Linked DNA regions of Homo sapiens: region 1 is linked to region 2. The links are chromatin loops, found by intact Hi-C in ENCODE. Cell type or tissue: mucosa of descending colon. All regions are shown on one strand. Each heading gives the region's core, and the rest is flanking DNA. Links, peaks and the distances in the headings are about the cores only. Region 1 overlaps ARSB (arylsulfatase B). Region 2 overlaps ARSB (arylsulfatase B).

Region 1 (5,380 bases), core at 329-5,328, 85 kb before region 2:
GGATGAAAGGCCTGTTTTAGAAAGACACATCTCCATGTTCATTATACTCTGATTACTAATTAAGTTTCTAGGATGACCTGATAGTACAAAAAAGTTGCTCTATACAACAGCCAGGAATAACTCTGTCACTGGAAGGGGATAGTCTACATTGTAAATACGTACCTTAGCATTCTGTATCAGAGCAGAAAGAAACCAATTGAAGAGCCTAGTCGGGGAAGTACTGAACCAGTCCAGGGTTGGATTGGTCAAGTAAGTCTAGACGATGAATAGAGCAGGAAAAAGGACTGCTAGGTCTGGAATGGCATCACTGGAAGAACACGTGAGAGATGTTGCTTTTGGAGGAAGATGAATTGCATGACATTAGCAATTGAACGTGTAGGTTTAGAAGTGCTGATGGATTTGCCACAGGTGCACTCTCACTCACACTCCTCAGCACGCTAGGAATAAAACTGAAACTGCAACATGGCCCACAGTGTCTGCGTCATCTGCCCTGTCTCCTTCTTGGGATCACACTCTGACCACATTTCTCGGCCTCCCTTGCAGTTGGGTGTGTGCTGGCGGAATGTGAGTGCGGTTGGGAGCACCACTTCCAGGCAGGCCTGGGCCCAGAAAACCCTCTCATGCACAGCCTTCCATGCAGAGAAGCACGCTGGCCTTGGCAGGTCATTAAAAATGGCAGAGCTGCAAAATGAAAGGAGCTGTGGTCTCCAAGACACTGCTTTGAACAGGGATATCTAACTGCTCAGGAATATCTAGTTTGCACTTCTGCAAATGAGAAATAAATGTCTATACTGTTCGAATGTCAGTTTTGGTTTGTTCCAGCAGCCAGCGTTATCTTAACTAATCTGTCATTCTCCCAGTCTCATCTCACCCCACTGCTCTCACTGTGTATGTTCCAACCACACTGGTTTCCTTCAGTTCTTTGGGCACACGAAGCTCTGTTCATCCAGTCTAGCCCTTCCCTGCTGCAAAGGTCTTTGTGTTAGCTCTTTCCTCTACCTGGAGCACTTTCTACAACTCCTTGCCTGATAACTCCTTTTCCAGGTCTCAGATCAAATAACACTTCCTCAGAGCAGATATTTTTTGACCTCCCAAATTAAATCAGGGCAACCCCTGTTCATCTTCCATAACACGTCTTACAATTTATCATTATATATTCATTTAATATATTTAATATTATTTAAATTATATTTGTTAAATTAAATTAAATATATTTAATACATGTCTCCCTAGAAAAGTATATGATCCAAAAAAAGCAGGGATCATGACTCTTGTTCACCAGTGTACTGTTCATTCAGCACCTAGCACCGTGTGGGTGTTTGAGAAATATTATGGAATAAATGAATGAACTGGAGTGCTGCAGTCACAGTTAGATTTGAGAATGATCGCAATAGGGACAGATAGAGAGTGGAGAGAACAGAGCAGCAGGCTGAGAAACAGCCCCGGGAAACACACACTAGGGTACAGCATCTACCTTCCACCCCTAAACAGAGGCCGTGGAGGAGAATAAAGTTTAGAGAAGAGAAACTAATTAGAGAGATAATGATTACAGAATGAAGAGCACTCAAGTTCTTGAGGGGCCTTAGACATCATCTAACCTGTTCTCCCCTTTGCATAGATGAGGAAATAGAAGTAAAGTTCCCTGGCTTAGCTAATTGGTGTCCACGTTGGGGTGGCCATACTAAAAATGTTAGAATTGTTCTGTTTGCATTGATACCTGAGAGGGAATAGGATCAAAGTCTTTAAATTTGTGGCCAGGATAAAACTGTGGTCCTACTGCCAGATTTAAGGGGTGCCTTGTGAAGGTCTCATAATGGACTTAAATGAACCAATGTCTCCTAAGATCTCAACTCCAGGACATTTTCTCCTGCAGGGATTAAAGAGAAGGGGGACTGTTTGAAAACATGAGGAAGGGACATCTAGGTCATTATTTGGTTGTGTTTGCTCTCCTTCAAGTGAAACACTTATCTGAATGCAATAAAGAGGCTTCTTCAGACAGATGAAGAGCAGGCCCTGTGGGCCATGGAGAGAGTCAGTTTCCTCCCCAGTGGGACTCGTCTGCTTTCCTGGAGAGTGTTTTCACTTCCATGTTGAAGCTGGAACTCCAGCCTCCCGACAGACAATTCTCCCTAACGCACTCCCCTCTGCACTAGGGACGGCCGCCTCTTGTATTAATACAATTAAATTAGCCCGTCAGTTCCCTGGTATCCTTTGAACACTTGAGAGAAAGTCGGCAGCTTACTGGGGCTTTTCCAAGAGAAATATGTGCTACTAAAAAGTGATTTCTACACACATCCCTCCCTCCCTTGATCACGAGGTAATTACTGGGCTATGAAGGCCGCTGAAGCTGGGTCCTGGCAAAGCTAAGTGTGTGCTGCTTTCCGACTGCCAAAGGGAGCAGACAGAGCCCTGGCCTTGGTCCACTGGGGCCTGCACCACTCTTGCAAGCTTCCATGAGTGAGGTCAGTGGCATCCAAGTTCCCACAGAAACAGTGCTGGTCTCCTCGGCTGGAGGGCTTGATCAGCCATCTGCTTCCCTGCTCAGGCTGCTTTCCTAGTCGATCCAGCCCAGAGCCCTTGCAGAGCTACAAATGATGCAAGTGCTATGAAGACCAGAGGTCTTCCCCCATGGGATATAGTAATGTATTCGTTTCTTCAACAAATATTTACTGAGCATCTACCCTGCACCTGTGCTGGGCTAGGAACTGGTTTTATCCCATTTGATGGTTATTTATTGAACACCTACTTTGTACTAGACGTTGTACTCCAGTGCTATTCCCTGCAGGCAAGGAGCTGGAGGTCTGGTCAAGGGCCTATTTGTTGTTTCAGTGCCCTTATTCTCCCACCCGAGGGCACCTGGCAGAGCCAGACAGGGCCCCTGGCAGTCCTGCTGAGTGAAAGGTATAAGCAGGCACCCAAATGGCTCTAACAGTCTTCAGCCATTAACGTTCTTTCATTTCAAGGAGCTCACATAAGACACAGGCACAGTGAGACTCTTGCAAAATGAAACAAATGCCAGGGAAGAGAAGTCTCTCAGGATTTGCAACTGCTCACTGCAGATGTAACCAAAATGTGGAATGAAAAAAAAAAAAAGATCCCTTCAGACTCAGTTTTTGTGGAAAAAAAAAAGTGTTTCACTTCAGCTCAGCATGATTTTTAAAAAATCAAAACTGATTCAATTCCCTTTTCCTTTCCTTGCCACCCCATCCGAACCACCCTATCACTGAGGTTAGAGGACTTACTTGGTCAATGTCATCACATAAGCCTCTCTTAAGGAAAAAAAGTAGAGAGTAAGTTAGAGAGGATGGGAAGGTTGAGAACTGCCTACTGTTTATATGACAGAAGAAATGGAAACCACTGTACAATTCTAACTTATCAAGCAGGGTGAAAACACCACTAGGAGCAAAAGGGAGAGAGCTCAGAGGGATCAGGAGAAATCTTTTGACATGGCAGATAATTAAGACACTAAAACTAACAACCAAAGGCAGAAAGGCAAGCTGTAATTACCCAAATGCTTTCAAAGCCTGGAGAGGAGACAAAAATGGGTGGTTCCTATTTTAACCAATGTGGATAGCCTGGTAGGGACTGGCCTTTCTGTCCCCAGTATGGTTGGCTGCAGTCATTGGCCTCTGACCTCCCAGCTCCCGGACAGTGGCCATTATACCTGTGCACGCTGAGGGAATGGGCAAATGCTGCCCCGTGCTCCATGCATCTTCCAGGTCCATGGCAAGTCTCCTGTAAAATCAAGGCCACTTGAGGGCAGGGACTACCCATTCAAGCTCCTTTCATATTACACATAGCACTTTGCTCAGAAAGAGTCACATGTATATTTGCCAACCAGAGACCATTAGCAGGGACACAGCATCCGGCCTCCAGGGTTTAGTGATAGCAACACGCAAGATACTGTTTCTTACAAGTGGGAAGTTCCTCACAGACTTACTCAAATGAGTGCACACTGGAGAGTGAAACAGAGACCCCGACCAACCAACGTTGTCATGTCATAAATCACATTTCCCAGGGGCTGCTGAAAACACCCAGCCTTTTCCTAATAATTGCTGAGTCGCATAACAAGCAAAAGGCTTAATCCTACAGTCCCATCAAGTTTACCTGTAGGAGGAGTTACTTTCCACTTATCTGTATGGAGAATCTGCCATATTAGGGACATATCAGAGCATAAGTCAGCCAACGAGGCACACAGGCAGCTATAAGACATTATCAGAACCTAAACTGTTGTGATTTTATACCAAGTATGTGAAAATTTAATAAGATTAGAAGGAAAACAAAATGAGGTTGTTAGGAAGAAAGACGTCTTTCTGTTTCTATTCGTTATTGTTACTTCTAATTGTTTTTCCTTCTATCCACCCTCCACCACTCCAGGAAGAGGCTACTGGAGGCTCTTTCACTGCTTTCCACAGAGGTAGGAACCATTTCTGAGAAAGCAAGGCTCACTCTTCTCAGCACTGGGTGTTTCTGGTCCTCTCTGACCTTGACTAGAAAAACAAGCAGGAAAGAGGAGGAATGATAATAAACATATGGTCAGCATGCCTTTGTCTTCTGATAAGAAAAGTGGCTGGATGAGCAGGAATGTCCAATGGAAGCAAATTTAAAATTTTTGATTATCATCGACTGAGCAGCCGGGTGGCTCTGTGGGTTCCGGGGCACAGTCACACTTAGACACGATGCCTGTGGAACTGGTCGCGGTGCCGAACCCCAGGCAAGGAGCACTTCAGGGGAGCAGTTATTCACTGCTGTGGAAAAAGCAACACCAGGGAGAGGCACTGTGAGCTTGGGCTCCCAGAGTCCCTGCCTTGTTGCTTTCTAGCTGTGCGGCCTTGGGGGCAAATTGCTTAACTTTCTAATATTTTACTTTTCTGTAAAATGAGACTAATACTACCACCTACCTTCATTGGGTTTCTGTGAGCGTTAAATGCACTAATGCGCTATGAGTACTGAGCAATACAATAGAGAGAAAATAGGGTGGCCTTTATTGTTATTATTATAAAATCTGTTCTGGATTACCTTCCTCTCTAACACCCTAGTGTGTAAGTTAGGAACTAAAGGGATGACAATAATCAAACAAAATTAACCCAAATGCAGAGAAAATACAAAACAATAACAAAGTCACAGTGTCCCCTGGCATGTGTAACAACTGTATACCTGAAGGATGTCATAGGCTGTTAATATGTAAAGATCTTTAGAGATCTTCTTCTGCATGCAACATGCAGTATCAGATACCATCAGAGAAATAATAATATCTTTCATATGAACAACCATCATTTACTGAGATGGCCCCCTTCAGAAACTTACAGGGAACAAAATGTGATTCCTGGACTGGCACTTCTCATCTGGATATATTACAGGATTGATGCTTTCAGCCTCC
Region 2 (5,380 bases), core at 100-5,099:
TATGCACAATACCAGGGAAGAGAAGGTTTCTCTTCCAAGACAACAGAAGGAATGGGAGATCTTGGCAAAGACAGGGTAGAAGCTACTAGAGTAACTGAAGTTAAGTATCTTCCCAGCCAAATGAGGGCTCAGAGTTAAGACATTAAAGTGGGCAGTAGAAAAGAAAAAGTGCCATTTCTTACATACTGGGGTTATAGAATCATACAAACTCCCAAAGTATCCACAGATTTAGGTGACTTTAGAGACACATTTTAAATAACACATATTTTGCATTAAACTTTAAAAAAAAAACCCACTATTACCCAAATGAGCCACATGAGGGCAGTATGACAGACCACCTGCTGTATAGAATGTTACATATAAAAATTTATTAAGAAATCAGAGATCTATCAAAGCTACAAGATGCATCTGGGAGGAAAGAGAATGAACACTTGTTAAGCACTGACTGCACTAGGAGTGACTCTGATTTTGCATTATCTCTCACAGAATCTGGGGTTGGCAGACCTGGAATAGAAGCCTGAGGCCAGACACTCACTAGCTGTGTGGCCAGGGGTGATATACCACCTCAGTTTCCTCGTCTTCATGTGGAAATAACAATCACTAATTGATTTAGTCCATTTTGTGTTGCTATAACAGAATACTGAGACTAGGTAATTTATAAAGAAAACAGGTTTATTTGGCTCACAATTCTGATGACTGATAAGTCCAAGCGCTAGGCACTGGCATCAGTTGCTGGTGAGGGCTTTTGTGCTGCATCATAACATGGCAGAGAAGTGGAAGGAGAGGCAGGTGCAGGTAAAGAGGGACCAAAGAGCAGGAAGAGCCTCACTTTATAACAACCCACTCTCATGGCGACTAATCCATTCCCTTGAGATTGAGAACTCGATCCTGGGAGACAGCATTGATCTATTCATGAGGAACCCGCCCCCATGACCCAAACACTTCCTACTGGGCCCCACCTCCCAAGATGCAGTGGCAATTAGACTTCCACATGAGCTTTGGTGGAAACAAACCACATCCAAACCATAGCACTACTTCATGTATTATGATGGAAATGAAGTGACATTGCTTATGATCTTTTCTTGGCAGGGTACCTGACACAACCTAAGTGCTCAATACATGGTAGTAACTGCTGTTGTTCTTAAAATTTACAACAACCCAAATAGTTTAGTATTATAACCATTTTGTCACGTTTTTTAAAAGGAAGTTTGAAAAAGCCAAACAGTGAATAGATGGCAATGCTAGGATTCCAACAAGGTCTGTGTGACACCCCAGGCCTCTGCCCCTAGAGCACCACACTCCTGCTATCCCTAGTATAGAGTGGGCTCACACATGTAGGCCACATAAACTTTCACTTCCTGATGAAAACCACAAGTACGGTCAACCTCAGCAAAGTGTACACTCTTCCTATGAGTGTACATAGGAAGTTATTTCAAGGTAATGGTAATTCCTTTTAGAGAAGGCTTAGCTGCTGTTGGGGAAGAAATTCAAGGCTCTACTGCCAAGGAAACTTTTGGTGGCGCCCTTAACACACCAGTTCTCAGTTCTTTTCTGTGCTTCTCGAAAGGGAGTAGAGAAGAGTCTTGAGTTAGATCAGGTGAGGAAACAATTCTTCAACACATGGGTCGGTGACAGACAATCTCATCATTTGACATCACAGACTTACAAGAATCTTTCTTCAAACCTCCCCACATCACTTCTTGACAAAAACTCAAGGCCCAAACATTCACTCAGGCCAGTTGTTGAAATACACATTCCATTTCATATTGAAGCTGAGCAGACCCGTATATTCAAAACAACAAAAGGTCACCATCAGTAGAAAGAAGAAATTCCTCCATGTTCATGATACTGCACAGAGTAGCAATCACTCATAACCAATGTATCGAAACTTAGAAGAAGGTGCTATTCATGTGATACAAAAATACACTGGAAAGAAATACCTACACTCTTCCCGTGATATCAAGAAAGGCTGAGACAGAACGATTATTTCACTCTGTTGTCTGGATTGCTGTAAGTGATGCTGGCTCAATACTTTAGAAGAAGCCTGTTGTCTCTGTTTTAAATAGATACACTTCTCTGAGGTATTATGTAGTGTCCTTCAGTTGCACATATTTGTTAGTGCTCAACGGAAAGTATTGGATGAAGATGGTGGTGGAAATAAGAGTGGAGATGATGGGGACAAGGGTGGCTGGATCTGGAATCTGATTCTAGGAGCAGCTCTTCAGTTATGACTCAGATAGGAAAATTCTCCGGGTTGTACAGAGAATTTGGCCACTTTTGCTACTGTAGGAAAGGGAAGGTGTTTCCACATATCATTAGGGGAGGCCACGGATGTAGTAAGTGTGACTGTTTTTGCAATTAGTTCTCTGTGATGTTTTGCCATTAGCAATAAGCGATTCTATCAACAGTTATTCTTTTTAAGAGCACTCCAAAGAGAAAGCACTGTCAATGGACACATGTGCAACTTCTCCAAGGCTCTCCTGGCATAGCGCCAACTGCAGATGTGGCCTCAGCAGAAGGGCAGTTCAGCTTCGCCTGTCCTTGTACCCCCACAGATGGCACCTGGCCGATGGTTGCCACTTATCAGCAATGGGGCAGAATCCACTGAGTTAGGACATTAGTTGGTTAACTATATGAGAAATAGGGTGCGGTCCATAAGTTCTAGTTCAGTCTCCTGGGTATTTCAAAGAATTCAACATAAAACTGGTAGGAGTAGCAACAAGAATAAAATAAGCTCTTTTGCAACAAGGTGGAAAAGGGAGTTTCCTATATTGCTCACTGAAGTTTGACATAAATTAGAATTTAAAAAGACAATGGAACCATCAGCATTTCAAAGACGTTTCTTCTCATTTTCCCTTCTAGTTTTATTTTTCGGCAAAAGTTAATTTCTTTCTTGTTAAGAATTCATATTCAAGAGAAATTTTTGTTTCATTTCCTGACTGACATATGAAAAAAATTCCAAATCAAAATAAGATGACGCCAGCTCCTAAAAGAAGCAAAGAAACGTTTTTTCAGGGAGATGGTTTTGCAGCAATGTTTTGGCACAGGGAAAATCTAATTATAAGGCCTTTACTGTCTAGAAAAGAAATGTCAAAGTAAGACAAACATTATCATATACAGACCGTAAATCTCACTTTATTATTCACTATTGAACAAAAATAACTGTCAAAAAGTCATGGAAAAATATTGGTTTGCCAAAGATCTAAGCAAAAACATTAAGTATATGACAATGAAGCCTCATCCATATCCAGCTGATAAAAATCAAAATGAAACCATGACAACAGCATTAATTTTTAGAACTACTCCCCAAACAATTTAATGTGTGGCTTGGCCGTGGAGGGCTGCCCTGAAACATCATCTCTACCCCAACATCCCTGTGCATGCTTCAGCTGGGGCTTACCCTAGTCATCCTTCCCAACCTGACTCAAAGATCACAAAAGGAAAAGCAAGGAAGGCTCTAGCAGCCTCATACCAAGCCTGGACATCTCTTTGAACACGGCCCTGATGCAAGGGTGACTAACAGATGAGTAGGCAACATCGTTTCAAAAATGGAGAAGCCTCTTTGTCCCAGAAAAGTATCTGCTTGTTGATGGTTGATTCTTTGGATTTTTTTTTAAATTACTGAGAGGCAAACTGGAGTGCTAATATATGTCTTAGTACACATCTAAAGGATTCGGTAAATTCAATCTTCTCCTGCTAAAAGATTTTGGAGACATTATCTACCTAGATATTCAAATTACATTCTGATATTCTCAAATCTTATCTTTTTTTTTTTTTTTTTGAGACAAAGTCTCACTCCTCCAACCAGGATGGAGTGCAGTGGCAGGATCACAGCTCACTGCAGCCTCGATCTCCTGGGCTCAATCAATCCTCCCACTTCAGCCTCCCAAGTAGCTGGGACTACAAGTGTGTGCCACCACGCTTGGCTACTCTTTCCCTGTTGCACTACATTGAATCATTTCTGACAGAATGTGCATTTGATTCTGCCAAGTCTACCTTTAAAACAGCTTTCCAATCATCCCCCCTTCTGCAGCCCATTGCTTTAGGTCAGGCACTCCTCTGTCTGGGCTCCTGGGCTAATTTATATACCGCTTCAAGTTCCCACCAGAGGTGTTTGTAAAACCCAAAATCAATCAGGCCACATGCATGTTTAAAGACCTGATTGCTTTCCAATCAGGGAAAAAGTTCCAACTTCAGGCCCACATATAGAATCCTTCATATCTGCCCCCAACCTCCTTTTTGGGTATCAACTCCTGTCCTCCCCCATAAAAAGTGCCCTGAGCTTCAGTCACGTAGAACTAACTTCTCCCTGTTGTTAGAATATGTCATGCCCTTTCATGCTAATTTTGCCTTTGCACATGTTGGCTCCCTTGCCTAAAGTGCCACGGGTTAAAGATCATATCTTCTGTGAACCTGCCACTTAGTGCCCTAGATGGTCTTCATCTCTGCTCTGTATTTCTGCTACATTTTATGTGCACATTTTCTACTATACTTAGCTCTGTCTATTGTTAATCAGTTGTTCATGGCTTTGTCTTCCCCATGAACTCTGCTTCTCAAGAGCAAAAAGTTTCTTAATGTTTTTATTTCCAAGACCTAGCACAGGACCTACCACACAGAAGGGCTCAATGATTTGGAGGAACAAATAATTAGGGAAAAGGCCACTCACCGAAAATAGAGGTTAAAGGCACTAAACATTAACTTAGGTCACTGCATTGTTTTTTCTAAGCCTTTGTCCAGCTACTCTGTGACCTTGACTTTTCATTGGCTATTCTACATACTGCTGCTTAAACTATAGGAGCTGGCAAGGGGTGCTCTTGGACCCCAGTGAGAATTTAAGTAAATCAAACCCTCAAATATCAGAATTGTTTGTCTAATCTGGTCCCTGGTCAGTTATGTTGGAGTCTAAGAGGGTTGATTGGGAGCATTTCAAGAAGCATCAGTCTTGGCCTGGAAGAAAGAACTCACTTATTCCTTTAACACATCTTTCTTGAGTGCTGCCATGTTCCAGGGACCACTCCAGATCTGGAAAAAGGGCAGCAAACAGGATGGACAAGGTCCTGTCCCTCACGGAGTGAGTGAGAAAAAGAGATAAGATCTCTCCATTCATGGGAGGCAATGACTGGGCTTTGTGGAGGAGCTGAAACCATAAGGACAGGACAGAGCCAGCCAAGTGACCACCAGAGAGATGAGAGCCCAGGCACAGGGAGCAGGAGGCCTTATGCAATCGCACATTAGAGACTAGGGTGTCTGTGTCAAGGCTGCTTCTTAATTAAAGACTAGTTATACTATTAGGTATACTCTGCTGCCAGAAGTTAAGGAAAACTTGAGCTAAATGATGACTAGGTATAAACAAAAAGGTATAGGTCTAGGTGTTTTATGA

What was found. Hi-C counts contacts between places; a loop is a spot of excess contacts. Peaks named below come from ENCODE experiments on the same cell type or tissue, not always from the same donor. Only the 100,000 strongest peaks of a DNase experiment are listed, where the experiment ranks them.
Region 1: it touches region 2 in a loop (5-fold over the local background); 4 of 110 quality-filtered maps call a loop at or near these places.

The regions. Positions count from the first base shown.
Region 1 is chr5:78,801,134-78,806,513 of GRCh38, forward strand. All of the region lies in intron 6 of ARSB (arylsulfatase B), which reads right to left. Among named protein-coding and RNA genes, the nearest start is that of LHFPL2, 160 kb to the left of the region's middle. In mucosa of descending colon, for the core only: no CTCF peak of the experiment used is centred there; a DNase peak (open chromatin) is centred at 2,378.
Region 2 is chr5:78,886,488-78,891,867 of GRCh38, forward strand. The region is part of intron 4 of ARSB (arylsulfatase B); the gene reads right to left. Among named protein-coding and RNA genes, the nearest start is that of ARSB, 96 kb to the right of the region's middle. RefSeq lists an enhancer at 1,074-1,123. In mucosa of descending colon, for the core only: no CTCF peak of the experiment used is centred there; a DNase peak (open chromatin) is centred at 2,514.